Regions from separate parts of the Homo sapiens genome. Here regions 1 and 2 are each linked to region 3. A link is a contact called in ENCODE Hi-C or POLR2A ChIA-PET data. All regions are on one chromosome and are shown on one strand. The core of a region is the stretch at or near the end of the contact, and the rest is flanking DNA. Distances in the headings are between cores, read along the strand shown. Region 1 overlaps FNDC3B (fibronectin type III domain containing 3B). Region 2 overlaps FNDC3B (fibronectin type III domain containing 3B). Region 3 overlaps TMEM212-AS1 (TMEM212 antisense RNA 1).

What was found. A loop is a pair of places that touch in the nucleus more often than their neighbours do. ChIA-PET counts read pairs that join two places held with the same protein, here RNA polymerase II (POLR2A). Pooled maps may share reads with other maps.
Region 1: a pooled map shows a loop between it and region 3 (1.9-fold over the local background). The contact joins two enhancer-like sites. A Hi-C loop is called at or near these places in 4 of 168 maps with a recorded cell type or tissue (A673, Calu3, PC-9 and 1 more) and 3 of 50 pooled maps. POLR2A ChIA-PET finds 5 or more read pairs at or near these places in 2 of 52 experiments (AG04450 and OCI-LY7).
Region 2: a loop to region 3 is called in a map with no recorded cell type, with 3 times the contacts of the local background. The contact joins two enhancer-like sites. A Hi-C loop is called at or near these places in 1 of 37 single-sample maps with no recorded cell type. POLR2A ChIA-PET finds 5 or more read pairs at or near these places in 1 of 52 experiments (activated T-cell).

The regions. Positions count from the first base shown.
Region 1 is chr3:172,151,454-172,156,098 of GRCh38, forward strand. The region is part of intron 3 of FNDC3B (fibronectin type III domain containing 3B); the gene reads left to right. Among named protein-coding and RNA genes, the nearest start is that of FNDC3B, 110 kb to the left of the region's middle. RefSeq lists enhancers at 1,826-2,120, 1,833-1,922. Within about 2 kb of position 1,983, at least 36 of the 41 ENCODE cell types and tissues checked have a DNase peak (open chromatin) inside an H3K27ac peak, as active enhancers do; they include PC-9 and endothelial cell of umbilical vein, where a contact is called at or near this core.
Region 2 is chr3:172,287,556-172,291,809 of GRCh38, forward strand. All of the region lies in intron 7 of FNDC3B (fibronectin type III domain containing 3B), which reads left to right. Among named protein-coding and RNA genes, the nearest start is that of GHSR, 160 kb to the right of the region's middle. RefSeq lists an enhancer at 2,024-2,318. Within about 2 kb of position 2,204, at least 9 of the 41 ENCODE cell types and tissues checked have a DNase peak (open chromatin) inside an H3K27ac peak, as active enhancers do.
Region 3 is chr3:171,872,618-171,877,364 of GRCh38, forward strand. It overlaps TMEM212-AS1 (TMEM212 antisense RNA 1), which reads right to left. Exons shown (of 3, transcript NR_046852.1): 3 at 3,735-3,779. Among named protein-coding and RNA genes, the nearest start is that of TMEM212-AS1, 26 kb to the right of the region's middle. Within about 2 kb of position 1,759, at least 9 of the 41 ENCODE cell types and tissues checked have a DNase peak (open chromatin) inside an H3K27ac peak, as active enhancers do; they include PC-9 and endothelial cell of umbilical vein, where a contact is called at or near this core.

The DNA.
Region 1 (4,645 bases), core at 733-3,232, 280 kb after region 3:
CCACTCCCCCAACCTCTTTTTTTTTCCTACAGTGTTAACCAAGAGAGATATATTACCTTTGGATCTAGCCCATCTACCTCTAGATACTTCACTTGCATAATAACTAATTTAAATTTATTCCAGATGTACAAGAAGTATTTGAGATTTGGTAGTTTTAATTTTGGAAATGCTTTTAAAATGTTATCCTAGATTAGTAGGTGATTTTTCTTCCATGAAAATGTATATTTATTTAAAACCTGCGGTAGCTAATTAAACTTGAAATACCCTAAGTCCTCATGTAATGTTGTGGATAGGTTCTTGGAAACTGTAAGTGAAACATATAACAGGTCCTTGAGTTGCGTTGTTTCCTTCGATGTGGATTTGTTACAGCATTGATGAGGGGAAAAACGGTTATGCGTTATTTCACTCAAAGTTGCAGCTTCCAGGAACCTGTGGATGACGTTATGTGAGGGCTTACTGTATTTCTCTGGTTTTCAGTAAGTTAAAAGGTAGCAGAATCTAATATTTTCATTCTCCCCATCAGTAGAGGAGCTGGTGATATCCACTTGTGGATACTCAGTCCCTGTCTGATCACCAGGTTTGATGAATTGGCCGCTCACTTTAGAGGGTCTGTCAGGCTTCTTCATGTTCACAAATGACTGGAAATAAAAAGGAATACCTTTTACATCACCAACTCTCTAAGTACCTATATAACATTTCGGTTTGTTTTGGCTGCCAATTCCTCTTCACAAAAATCGCTGGTTTTGCAGCCATAGGTGGCCTCCTGGCTCTGTGTGGTTTTCTCCCTTTACTGGCTCACTCTTCATGCCCATATTGCTGTAGACCTCTCTTAGAAGCCTCACCCCTTCACTCCCCACTCCTTTTGCATTTGGGTTTCTGTGTGTATGTATGGGGTACTTAACGCCTTCTAAGTAGTAGCGCAGTGCCTGGCAAAATTGTCAGAATCAGGATCAGAATCAGACTGCCTTTGCTGTGTTTCCACGGGTGTGTTGCATTGCTTCCTGTCCGTTCTCCATCCATTGCCCATTCTCCGTACCCTTCATGTCCTCAACTACTCCCTGTCTTCACCTCCTGTTTCCTGTTTTTTCTCCTGTTTCTGCCACTCACATTCTCCATGGGAAGGGCTTTTTTTTTTTTTTTTCTTCAAACCTGGTATTTTTGGAGAGAAGGTTTTGACATTGGGGCTGTCTTTTAAGAGCCCTTCCCCTGATAGCAGAGGGGAACGTGCTCAACTTACAAAGTTTCTGAAAAAAATCACACTTCTTCTTTTCACGGGACCCCTGTTTGAAATTTGCAACAAATTAAATGCTTAGGAATCCAGGTGCCTAGGAGCCCTGCTATTTCAGCTCTTTCCCCTTAATCATGTTGGTTTACATGAGGATTGATTTTGGACTCACTGGGCCAGCTACGTGAAATGTGGTATTGTCATTGTCTCTTTGCACAGAACAATTCATTTGCTGCTTGTCGTGAATCCATCCTGTGAGGTATTATGATGACATCTGGCATGGCTTCTTTGTTTACTGTGTTTACCGTATGTGTTTAGAAGGAAAAAGGCCTGTAGTGACCACTTTTCTGTGTCGGCCCCTGGGTCAGGTTTTCCATCCTGACTCATGGGTGTCGGGACCGCTGAGATTGGTTGATGGGGTGTGCAGAATTTCCTCTGTCGGGCTTGGGAGCCAGAAAGCCACGATGAAGTTTGATTTGGCTTGTGGCAGCCTTTTCCAAATGTGAATTTGGATACAGTACAGTAAGCCCTCTAAGAAAAGGAGAAGAAGAGAAAATAATAACTCTAGAGCTGGGAATATCTGGGGAACATTGAAAAACGGGGAAAGTCTCAAAGATAGTATTCTGTGTCTCCCCTGAGCTGGTGTTGCTGTAGTGCTCAGAGGCCAGCCTTTTTTTCCAAGCCGAGTGCTCCCTGCACTTGGGAGAAACCACAGAGGCGGCCTCTGTCCTGCATGTGCTGCACGCTGCCTTGCTCCAGACTGTCTTGAATGTGACCTGGCAGCCAGTGCTGTTTCCTGCTGACGTGGCCTCCCACAACTGAGCAGAACAGAGCCACCTCAGTGTACTGAGGAAGGAGCAGGCTGGGGGCATGAATCACCAGCGGGATACGGAACAAATTCAGAGGGGAAAGCGCCTAACTATTCAGGTTTCCTGGTAGATATACTTAAAAGACACCTTTCTTATAGGAAGGAAGGAGGAGGAAGAAAAACAGGAGTGAAGAATGCCTCAAGAGTCAAACAGTGATTTGTTTGGCCCTAGGAAGGATTTCTTATCAGCAGGAGTTACCTTCTGGGGTAAGCCCCAGTCTGTCTCAAACATCTGAGAGGATGCTTTGAGGAGGCCAGACTGGACTGCAGCCTTCACAGCCACACTGTTGCACAGGTTGGTGGCGATGTGAGCTCTTAGCCCTATCCTGCAGACAGGTAGTAAAGAAACAAAAACCTAAACCAAAAGACTAGAGTTTGTGTCTTGGTGGAAAAAGTTCCCTCAACTTGGTAGGAACTGGAGAAAAGGACTCTGAGAAACTGCTCAGGAGCAAATCCTGTGGCCTAGTTTTCCCTTCAGTGCTGTCAGCTTCCCGCTTGATGCTCGATAAGCGCTTGTTTCAGCCACTACTGAATATTTTTTGAGTTTGCTTATTTGAAGGCATCCAGGACAGCTCCTTGTTACTGTCTTCTAATAGGCCCCCCAAAAGTCATAGTATCACAGAATTTTAGAGTGAGATGGGACTTTAATTGTAATCTGATCGAGACCGTTAATGGTTTCTTTTTTTTTGAGACAGAGTCTTGCTCTGTCACCAGGCTGGAGTGCAATGTTGCAATCTTGGTGCACTGCAACCTCCACCTTCTGGGTTCAAGCCATTCTCCTGCCTCAGCCTCCCGAGTAGCTGGGACTACAGGTGCGTGCCACCATGCCCAGCTAATTTTTGTATTTTTAGTAGAGACGGGGTTTCACCATGTTGGCCAGGATGGTCCTGACCTCGTGATCCGCCGTCCTCCGCCTCCCAAAGTGCTGGGATTACAGTCATGAGCCACCGTGCCCAGGCTATGGTTTCTTCTAAGAAGTGATCGTAGAACTTTGTCTTCAGTTACTCCCACCTGAAAGCCCACTGTACAAAACGTGCAGGTGGAGCTGACTGAGGGCAGAGAGGCCGGAGCCCAGCTGCTCATCTTTCTTTTAGTAGTGGCCCTGGAAACTCTTCCCCTGACCATTCCACACTCCCGCATACTTAATTGAGAAACCACTGATGAAATCTACAACCTTAATTTTATAGGTGAGGGAATTTTACCTTTGGTAGGGTCACGGTGTTAGGTCATTATGATAACTTTCAAGGTGCCTGGGAATAAAAGTTTTATAACTTTAATCTGTCTCCTGCTTTTGAGCCTTCGTGATCTCTCCAGGAGCTGCTGTAATGGCTTCCCACCCTGCGTGGGAACAAGTGGGGTGCTGGTGGGACAAGTCGGGGGCTGGTGATGTACTCTATGTGTTTGTAGGTCAGAGCTGGAAACCACAGAGAACAGCCCAGGTGGTTTCATTAGTCTAGGTGTGAGGTCACTGGGGGGCGGCAGTAGGATTGGAGATGGAGGGAAGCTTTGAAAGGAAGAGCCCTTAGCATTTTAAAGTATGGTTAAGTTTTTAAGTTACAGAAACTGGATATGGAAAATTACCAAGAGAACTTAGTCAAAGATGATCCTCAAATACCCAGCCAAAGTCATAGGGAGAATGTGGAGACTGTCTGACTTAGATAGTGGAAAATCTTTCTCAGTTTTCTTTGTTTAAGCTTCAGTAAGTCCCTCTCGTGGAGGATTCTTCTTTGGAGATAGGAAAGCAGTTTGATTCCCTGATTCTCTTTACAGCTGTGGCATCCCAATCTGATTGTTGGATGAGTTTTGGTATATGGTGTAACCCTTAGTTCCTGGTGTGTCAGTTGTCTACACAATTCACTTGCATTTGTTTTCTGGATTGTTCAGCCTAGATTATGGAACAGAACCAAGGCAGATTCAGGTCTGTCATACTGACCTCATTCCTGGTTCAGCACTGACTTTCCTGCATAGCCTCAAGTCTAGTAGGTAGGTGGACTTGTGATTACAAACAGATTTTGGAAATCATTTACATTGGCCAGGTTTTCCAGTGTTTTCCCCTTTCCTGGAAGCCATTTTCTCCTATTGCTCGCCTCTAACTCAGTCAACAGAAGCCTCTGCCCAGGGCAAACAATTTTGTAAGAAAAGAGAGCAAAATAGGAGTGAATGGAGAGGATGGGATATTAAATATGTAATAGGCCTATTTCCATTTTCAGTAAAGTCACTTGATTTCCTTTAAAGAGGCTCTGATTTTCTTGAACCATGCCTTGGTGGAATTAGAAAGTTACCCACATCATTTATGGTATTTTGTTGTTACTGTTGTAGGCTGGATTTGTACTTGGTCCGGGACTAGAAGGGGAGAAACAGCCTTATCTGTTAATCCGTTGCAGTGGCAGAAGAGCTGTATATGTAACTATATGCTTTTTTCCTCAACTTATACTGGAAAAAGAAAAAAAATTGCCCAGAGACTCTTTTTCTAAATGGTTTTGGTAAATGTATTCTTCAAATACAACTGCGAGTAGGAGGCCATGTCAGTGGGGGGTGATCATTCTTTTGTG
Region 2 (4,254 bases), core at 954-3,453, 420 kb after region 3:
AGAAAAATCTGTAAGGAAAACAGAGGAGTCAGAGAGAGAGGGCAGAGCAGCGGGTTCACTCATGGCCCCAAATGTAGTTTCAGAACTCCATAGTCGCTTCTTAATCATGTTTATGCACACAGTGCTGTTCCTCAGATATTCCTAGTCACTGCTCTGCTGAAGAAGTGACAGAATCTCTGTTTCTTGTGGGTGAGATGGCTCTAGCAAGACAAAAGCCATATTTAGATTCATTGGTCCTTTTTCTTGATGCAGTATTTCTTAGGCATTTAATCTTTTGAGGTTTTAGGGCAGGGTAATAGGCTTTTTGTAAGTAGCTGTGTTGTAAAATATAATAGGGTAAGAGCGTCATCTGAGAACTTTTGCCTGTATCATTTGGAAACAAGCATTGCTTGGCTACAGAAGCACACAGATGTTAGCTCTATCCATGACAGTCTGGCCAGGCCGTTCTGTACCCATCGCAGAGAATTGGCTTCTCAGAGCCTAGTGCCTTTAGGCCCCTGAATCATGTAGATAACTCCCCTTGTTTTCATTTGGTGCTCACTTAGTAGCCTTTTGAGAATTTGACTTCCTTGTTGCCAACAGAGAGAAAGTATGTGAGGCAGGTTGACAGTGCTATCTAATCTACCAGATACTTCTGTTTCTCATTATGAATCAATTAACTGGCAGTCTGATTGTATATATCTGATTCCATAAGTCTTATAGTTTGACATTCAAGTCTGACTCTGGAATACCGGCTAGATTGTCTGAGTCACTGGGCAGGGGCCTGGACCTGGCGAATTCACTCAGGTAAATGCCACAAGGTAACAGCCTGTCTGCAGGGCCAGCCAGCTTAACTGGACTCTATCCTGTCTCATTACCCTCCTCCAAACCTTTGAAGTGGACTTTGAATGAGAAATTCAGTCAAAAGATAACATTTCCATATCAGCGTGGCTTAGATGGGCACAGACGTAGTCAGTATAGCTGAAGAGTTTCCTTAGTCCTATAAAGCTGGAGTTGTTAATTCTGTAGCATAAGCAGCACATTATCTTTCTAGGTTTGGAAAAGGCACGTTGAGAAACTTTCTGGAGGTGAGTAGAAACAAAGCCTCAAGTAGTTACACACTCCAGAGTCATGAAAGATCTGTAGATCCGCATTTATATCTCATGCCCTTTTTAACAGTGAGGCTTGAACTTGCCAAAATACTACACCCTACCTTTTAAGCAGTTTGATGAAAATCACCTGATAGGAAGTGGGCGTCTCTGGACACAGTTGCTTTGCCAACATGTGGGTGGTGGTTGGTGCTAACCACCCTGCATGTCTGGTTCTCTGGATGGCAGTGTAAGTGTATCCAGGTTGCCTGGGCTGAAGGCATATCAGACAAGGGGAGTTTGTATGAAGAGTGCCATGCTTGTTCGTGCCTCCTGCTTTTGCACATGACTAAAACAACTTCTCTTTCTCTCCACCTATATGTTTCCTATTGCTGCTGTAATGATTTACCACAAATTGAATGGCGTAAAACAGTACAAATTTATTGTCATAAAGGTCTAGAGGCCAGAAAGTCCAAAATGTCTCTGGCTAGGCTGTAATCAAGGTGTTGGCAGGGCTATATTTCTTTCTAGAGGCTTTGGGACAAAATCTGTTTTCTTGCCTTTTCCAGTTTCTAAAGGCAGCCTGCATCCCTTGGCTTTGTCTGCAAAGTCAGCAGCCATATTCCCCCAGCTTCTGCTTCCATTCTCACATGCCTGTCTCTCACTGTCCTGCCTCCCTCTTTCACTTATAAGGACCCCCGTGATTTTACTGGGCCCAGCCAGATAATCCAGGTTAAGTCTCCCCTTCACGAGAGCCTTAACTTGGTCACACCTTCAAAGTCCCTTTTGCCATATAAGGTATTCATAGGTTCCAAGGACTAGGATGTGGACCTCTTTGGGGACCTACCACACTCCCCTTCTGATCCTCATAAATGTTATTGCCTGAGACAGTCCACTGTTTCTTTCCAGCCCAATTAGTTGTTTATGCAGTTTCTGTCTTTCCTCTTCGTACCACTTTTCTCTCTGAAGTTCTTGTTTGTGATTGTGTGTTATTTAACTTTTCGCTCCTAATACCTAGCACTGTCCTTGGGACATAGTGACCCCTTAATAGATCTTTGCTGAATAACTGTGTGGCTGTAGCTGGGTTCTGGCCGGGGGCACAAACGCCGGAAGTCTGACCAGCCTCAGGATGTGCCTCCGCCAGCGTGTAAGGCAGCAGCCACTAGAGGGAAGGCCTGTGCTTTGCAATCTGGCACTCTGGGTTGGGACTTGCATTGGCTGTTACCTGTCTTTGTGACCTTGGGTAAGTTACATCATTTCTTTGTGCCTCAGTTTCCTCATCTTTGAAAGGTAGGATAAGAAATACTACCTGGGACTATATGAGAAGTAAATTATATACTTGGAATGCAGTATTTATAGTTTGTAGCGTATCACTAAGCAAAAGTGAAACTTCTGTGCTCTTACATGGGAAGGAAGAGGTATCAGGCCATCTGACAGGGAAAGAAGCAGAGCCATGCAAAGTTGGGAGCACAGTTGTAAAAAGGATTATTTAATTTTGTGTTCCTTTCAGCCACAACTGGTAGCACCTCTAAATAAAAGGCATATATTTTGCTTTGAGGTTTTGCAGATGATTTTATTTAGGTGCAGAACTTGTGGATTCCAGTCATCTTTCTAGGACTTTGGGCACCCTGAATTGAGCAAGTCTTTTACTCTTCAGAGACCCAGCTACTGCAAAGGTCCAAATACTTAGTTTCATTTAAATTTTATTAAAATGGTATACAAGTATACTAGGTATTTATCTTGGGACTGGAACAGTTAGGTGCTATGGGGACTTCACTGGTATAGCCTCCACCATGACAGAGCAATAAGCCTGATATTATTCTGAGTGGCTTAGGAATTAGCCAGCCATCTCGAGCCTAATGTGGTCTGACCTTCTCTGGTGGTGGTGCTAGATGTAGTCTCCCATAGACTGGTGGGCTGTTTATTTTCAGGATATAAATAATGTAACCTGGAATTGTGGTTCTGCATTGTTTCCATCCGCGAATGTTTAGCTTGTTGGAACAATTGATTTGTCGGTTCCAGAAGCGAGTAAACTGACCTGCGAGGAACACTTCCCCTGTAAGAAGCAATCCCTTGAAAGATAAACAGTAGTGCATCTGGGAGCAGATAGGCGGCTCTTAGCACTTCAGGAATCATAAAAACAGATGACTGTGAAATTCTTAGATTTCAGTATCCTTTTTCTTTAACCTTTTCCTTTTTCATTTATTTTCCTTTGTGGTGGTGTTTCTCATGATGATCCTTTAGAAGTGAAGCCAGTATTTGTGTGGTAATATTTCCTTAGTGTACTCTTTAATTAGATCAGTAGGCCTCCCACATAGTTCAATCCAAAGGCCAGAGCAAATTTAGAAGCTACCAATGTACAAGGAAATATTTTTGAACATGAAAGAAACAATTTAGTAACTATGAGAATAAATGGTGTTTCTGATCCAAGTACTATCATTTGCATAATAATAAAATATCAGAAAAAAATGGAAAATTTTACAGAACAGTATTAAAATATTGGGATGAACAGGAGAGAAGGTGCAAGGAGAAAGCAAGCTATGGATTACGTATCAAATAGCTACAGGACAATGCGGTTTTATAATTTCCTTATACACACACATATAGAACAACTGCTTTCAAGTTGGAATCTACATTTAATAAATAGACGAGTGATTTCTAATCAGTATGTGACCATTTACAAGTAGGAAGTAATTTTATGAGTCCTTCAAGGTGCTCAAAAGCAGTTTAGTTTAAATAATTCATATGCAGACTTACACTAGTAACCTGTACAACAGACCCTTTTATAGCAGTTATTGAACTGCTTTTGAATTGGAATCTACATTTAATAAATAGACAGGAATGATTTATAATTAGTATGTGACCACTTAGTAGTAGGAAGTAATTTTGTGAGTCCTTCAAGGTGCTCAAAAGCAGTTTAGTTTAAATAATTCATATGCAAATGTATACTAGTAACCTATACAACAGACCCCTTTATATTACTATTGCAGAAACAAATGTCAGATTGCACCTCGTCCAATAATTTTATAACTACAAATTACCCCTTTTATCACCATTACAAAGGAGATTGACTTTCTAGTTACGGTAGGTTAATTAAATATCAGGAAGTCAGTTTTATGGCTTCTAAACTTTTTTGAGGGGTGAGGGGAACAAACAGCCATGGTGATCACTGTGATGATCAGATTAG
Region 3 (4,747 bases), core at 509-3,008:
TCAAAATCTTCAAAGCACAGTTAAAACACTGAATTGTGCCGTAATGAGAAGGGCCTTCTGCATAGGGAGTGTGACCCTCCCTCCTAGACTCTCTGTCTCTTGTCTTTGGCACTCATGACAGTTTAATAGTTAGAAGGCACCTTCAAGGTCCGTTAGGCCAACTTCTCATCAAATGTCCCAAGGTCTATATGCCCCTTACAGTTCAGCCATTCCCAAGAGGCAACCCATTCAGCTATTAAGTAGCTCGAAATGTCCAGGTTCTTTCTTCATTTGGTTAGAGATCTGCTTCTTACATTCTTTATGTCTTGGTCCTGCAACTGTAGTTCTTTATAGCATAATGCAGTGGTTCTCAGATTGTGGTCCCCAGACCAGCAGCATCGGCATCACCTGGGAACTTGCATGAACTGGAAAGTGTGGGCTTGGGTCTCATCAATCTGGTTTAGGAAGTTGAACTCCAGATGACAATGATGCACACTAAAGTCTGGGATGCACAGATGTCCTATAGTAGAAAGTGGGTGGGGCTTTGGAATGAGGAACCCCTGGCCCAGAAACCCAGATCCTGGCCCTCTGTGATCTTAGGGCAACCCCTCAGTTTTCTCCTGGTCAGATGGAGCTGATGGGGGCAGCTAATTCACAGGCGTGCTGACAGAATTCAATGATACCCCATAGGTAAAGCACAGAGCAGAAAATCCAACATACTGTGAGCACTCAAAATCGGCGTGTAGTGTTATAGAGTCATGCAACGCATTTATTGGATGCCTTTGAGTAACAGTCTACATAGAGTCCATGCGTTTGATAATTAACAAGTTGAGAAAAAAGTTTACATATAACACTCTAGACATGAAACTGTTAAATACCTTCATTTTACAGATGAAAAATCCGATATTCAGAGAGGCTAAGTGACATGTTCAAAGGCACACAGCTGGTCCTACAATTGATGCCTTAGCAGCCTGAGCTCCAATTCTTGATAAAATGCCCAGTGGTCACCTTAAATTTCTTCAGAACAGAGTGGGATATAAATAAGAAAGCAAATATAAGCAAATAAATAACCAGAACACCCAATAATGGGTACGAATGCTCAAATAATGTGAGCATGATGCAGTTACTTGAGTCATTCTTCACTGGATTCCTGTGACATAAAAGGAAGTCCTGTGATTGGTGTCTGGAAGTCCTGTAAGTGCCTCCCAGCCCCTGGCTCTTCAGTCAACACATGTTTATTTGTCACTTTAATGGAGCAATAAAATATCTAGTCCTGGGTCTGGTGATTACACAAGTAGGGACTTCAAATGTGTCAGTATATTATCTGAATTACTTTAATATTTTTGTACACAATTCTGAGGAGTACAAACAGATACAAAACTTTTATGGTACCAAGTGAAGTAGTCCAGTACCATGTCTTTTAGGTTAACCGAAATCCCAGGTATAACATTAAAAATTATATTCAGATATCATGAAATATGTGGGGGTATTTCTTGCCCTTACAGTTAACAAGAAATGAAGAGTCATTTTGCTGTGCCCTTGCCTGGGAGAACTAAAAGGTTATTTCTTGCCTTCATATGCCACAAAAGTCTGTTTCACAGACTGGAAGGAATAAGCATCTTTACTTTAAACAACCTGCTTCCAGTTTTGTGTGGCTGTTGATATTATAGAACCAGTGGCAGAGGCCAAGGCAGGAAAATGGGCTGGGTTACTTATAACTCTTTGAATGTGGACACATCAGCTTGCGGGAAGGAAACTATTTAAAATGGGGCTTAGGGAAAGGGGGAAAAAAATCCCCTTTTCCCATATGAGATTCTTCCACGGTGTTGTCATGCAATCTTGAAAACCTCCATAGAACAGTAGATCACTCTCATTGGATATATGCAAATTTTCTGAGACCCAGTGGTTTCCTGCCAGGAAAAACTTATAATAACAGAGCAAGAATGCAATTTGAGCCCTTGCTTTCTGAAATCCCTGAAAGAACAGACTCATTCTTGACAGGGCAATTTCAGCCCTTGACATTCCAGGAAATAGCTCCATAATGTCATTTGGGCTGGGCTTGTAACCAGTCCTAAGATGTGGAGACACAAATGCAGCATGTAAGATTTCAAATATCAGTTCAGGGACCATTCTTGATTTTCACAGGGAGTTTAACAACAAAAACCACCAACAGAAGAAAACACAAGCAAGACATCCTAATTAAATTTAACATTGTCACTACTAATTAAACCCAATATAGGAAGAGGAAGGGTTTCTGCCAAGAAATTACAGACACATCCTGAAGCCTATTTCCTTTCCATTTCCTAGGTACTGGGTCCATGCCATAACCAGGATGTGACACCCAAACAAGACTGTATTTTGATCATTAATATATACGCATAAGTTAACCCCACCCTGGGGCCTCAAAGGCCTTTATGAGATGTGCTGGTCTTCGCATTTCGATGTGTTTCATTTTCTCTGGGTTCAGTACAGTTGAAAAAGGTTATGAGACTCAGGTTAAAAGTCAGGAAACGGATCAGGGCCCTATACTATGACATCATTTTCTTGCAATGCAATGAAGCAATGACATTTCCTGGAGGAAAAATTATTAGAGATGACAGGCAGCCTCAGTTATCTCCAATATTTGGAGTGGAAGGTGTCAAGCCTGCAAGCCTCCAGCTCCAGCCTCCTTCCCTGCTCTTCCTTGGCTGGGCCTTCTCAAAGGTGAAGCGAGAGAGAAAGAGAGAGCGAGAGACCAAGCCCACTTCCATTTTTTTTAATAGTCCTGGTATATTTTTAAATGAAGATATGCTAAAACTTAGTTATAAAAACTGTGTGATTTTTCATTATTAAAGCAATTAACACTCTACAACAAAAAATATGTGTAATATAAGCTTGCAATTTACAAAATAGTTTCCAGATTTATTTTTTAAAGTGACATCTAGGCAGAGCTACCTGGTATGACTGTGCAGGTCGACCAAGGGGAAGAGCGGGGATTAAAATCTGGTTCACAATTGCCAAACCTGGTGCAGGGCTGTATCTGCCTTTTTCTGATTCACACAAATGTTACACCACAAGTGATAGGTTGTCTTACAATAGGGCATAGGTTTAAGTGAACGATGAACCAGTTTCGTGCTTTCAATCTTAAGTATCTCTCTGACTGTAGGAATAACATATCTTGGGGGTATCTCCAGAAGTATAAATTTAGGGAGCTGCCTAATTGTGAGTCCTGGGACAAATGAGCCTCCTGGCAGGTCACCCCAGGCACATAGGGAATCTTTTCAGATTTACAAAAAGGTGGTGTTGATGAGACAACACAGGCTGTGTGAAACACGTGGTTTGGAGAACAGGAGCCCTGGGCTAGGTTTCAGCCTGGCCAGGTGCTTTTGTGCAAATTGTACAATTGTAGTGACACTACTGGCCTCCCATATGGTAGACCTTGACCTGGACTCCACATGCAGACGGACCTGCTCCAGCTCTTAAAAACCAGTTTAGAGACCTGAATCGAAGCCAGAAGAGTTTAAGGGCTTAAGTCAACACACTGAGACTCCACATCAAACCACTCTTGCTTCTCCATCTCTGCCTTTATGACTGGGTTTAGATAACTGGGCTTCTGCTACATACCTCTGTTCCAGTGTCTGGGTGCCCGATGAGTAATGCCCGAAACTGGGTGTCTAGTCCACTTACCATGCCCCTTCTGGGGACTGCAGGAATGTTCCATAAACAACAAACTGAGGGCTCCAGCCTTTGGACTCTTTTTTCTTCTACTTGTCCTCCCACTTGGATTCTCCTGGGAGTTAGCAGAATCCATCAAGCAATAACTGCAAACATGATAGAAGAGAACAACTCCTTAATACTTTTTTTCCATTTCAAAACAAACTACTAAGACACTTTTACTTCAGTGAACGAGAGCAAGCAGGGGTGAGAAGTTTCTATTGCAAAAAAAAAAAAATCAAAGTTATGACTTCAGAAATGTAAATTCCTAGTATCCTTGATAGATTTATATATCTAAGCAATGTTTCTAGATATTGTCCTAGGTTTGCCAAACAGATTTAAGCTCTCTATGGCAGTTGAGTGGCTAGGTGTCAGCCCTCACGAATCAAGAGTGCTTCTATAAATCATTTCACAGTAATTGGATGGGACTTGCAGTGACAAATATGCTCTTTCCTGGAGAAATTAGCGAATATCTGAAAGGCTTATATATTTCCCCAAGATTAGTCAAAACACAAGCCTAGTCGTCACACCTTTCCCTCATTATCCTGTGGTTGTTTTCTTAAATGTTGTGCGTCTTCATAAATGAGTCACTCTTTCCAAGATCTGTCAAAAGTATCAGTGGTTATAAGGCTGGGAAGCATACCAACCCTAGAAAGAAGTACAGAACTTTCAGTTATAGGCAAGAATGTAAAATGTCCAGAATTACTAGCGTTTTATTACTTTGCCAAATTTGCATTCTTACACCATTGAATCATTCCTTTTTAAGGATTCTTTTTCCTATAGTTAAACCTAGGAGGGAGAAAAAGGTATTTATTTTGCATGATATATTCGTATAGTTACAAAATCTGGAGCCTGTATTTTTTACCATTTGAATAATGCTTCTGCTTGCCCATACATGTTGAAAGTGTTGTTTAACTTAAATATACAGATCAGACTTAGTTTAAGAATCTACCCTTTCACCTTGCTCTAGGCAAGGAGAAAGATCAAAACTTCCTATATTTTTAAAGATGACCCGGTCTTTGTTTTGAACACTTCTCACATCTCCTGTTTGTAGAAGCTCCTGCAAAGACTGCAT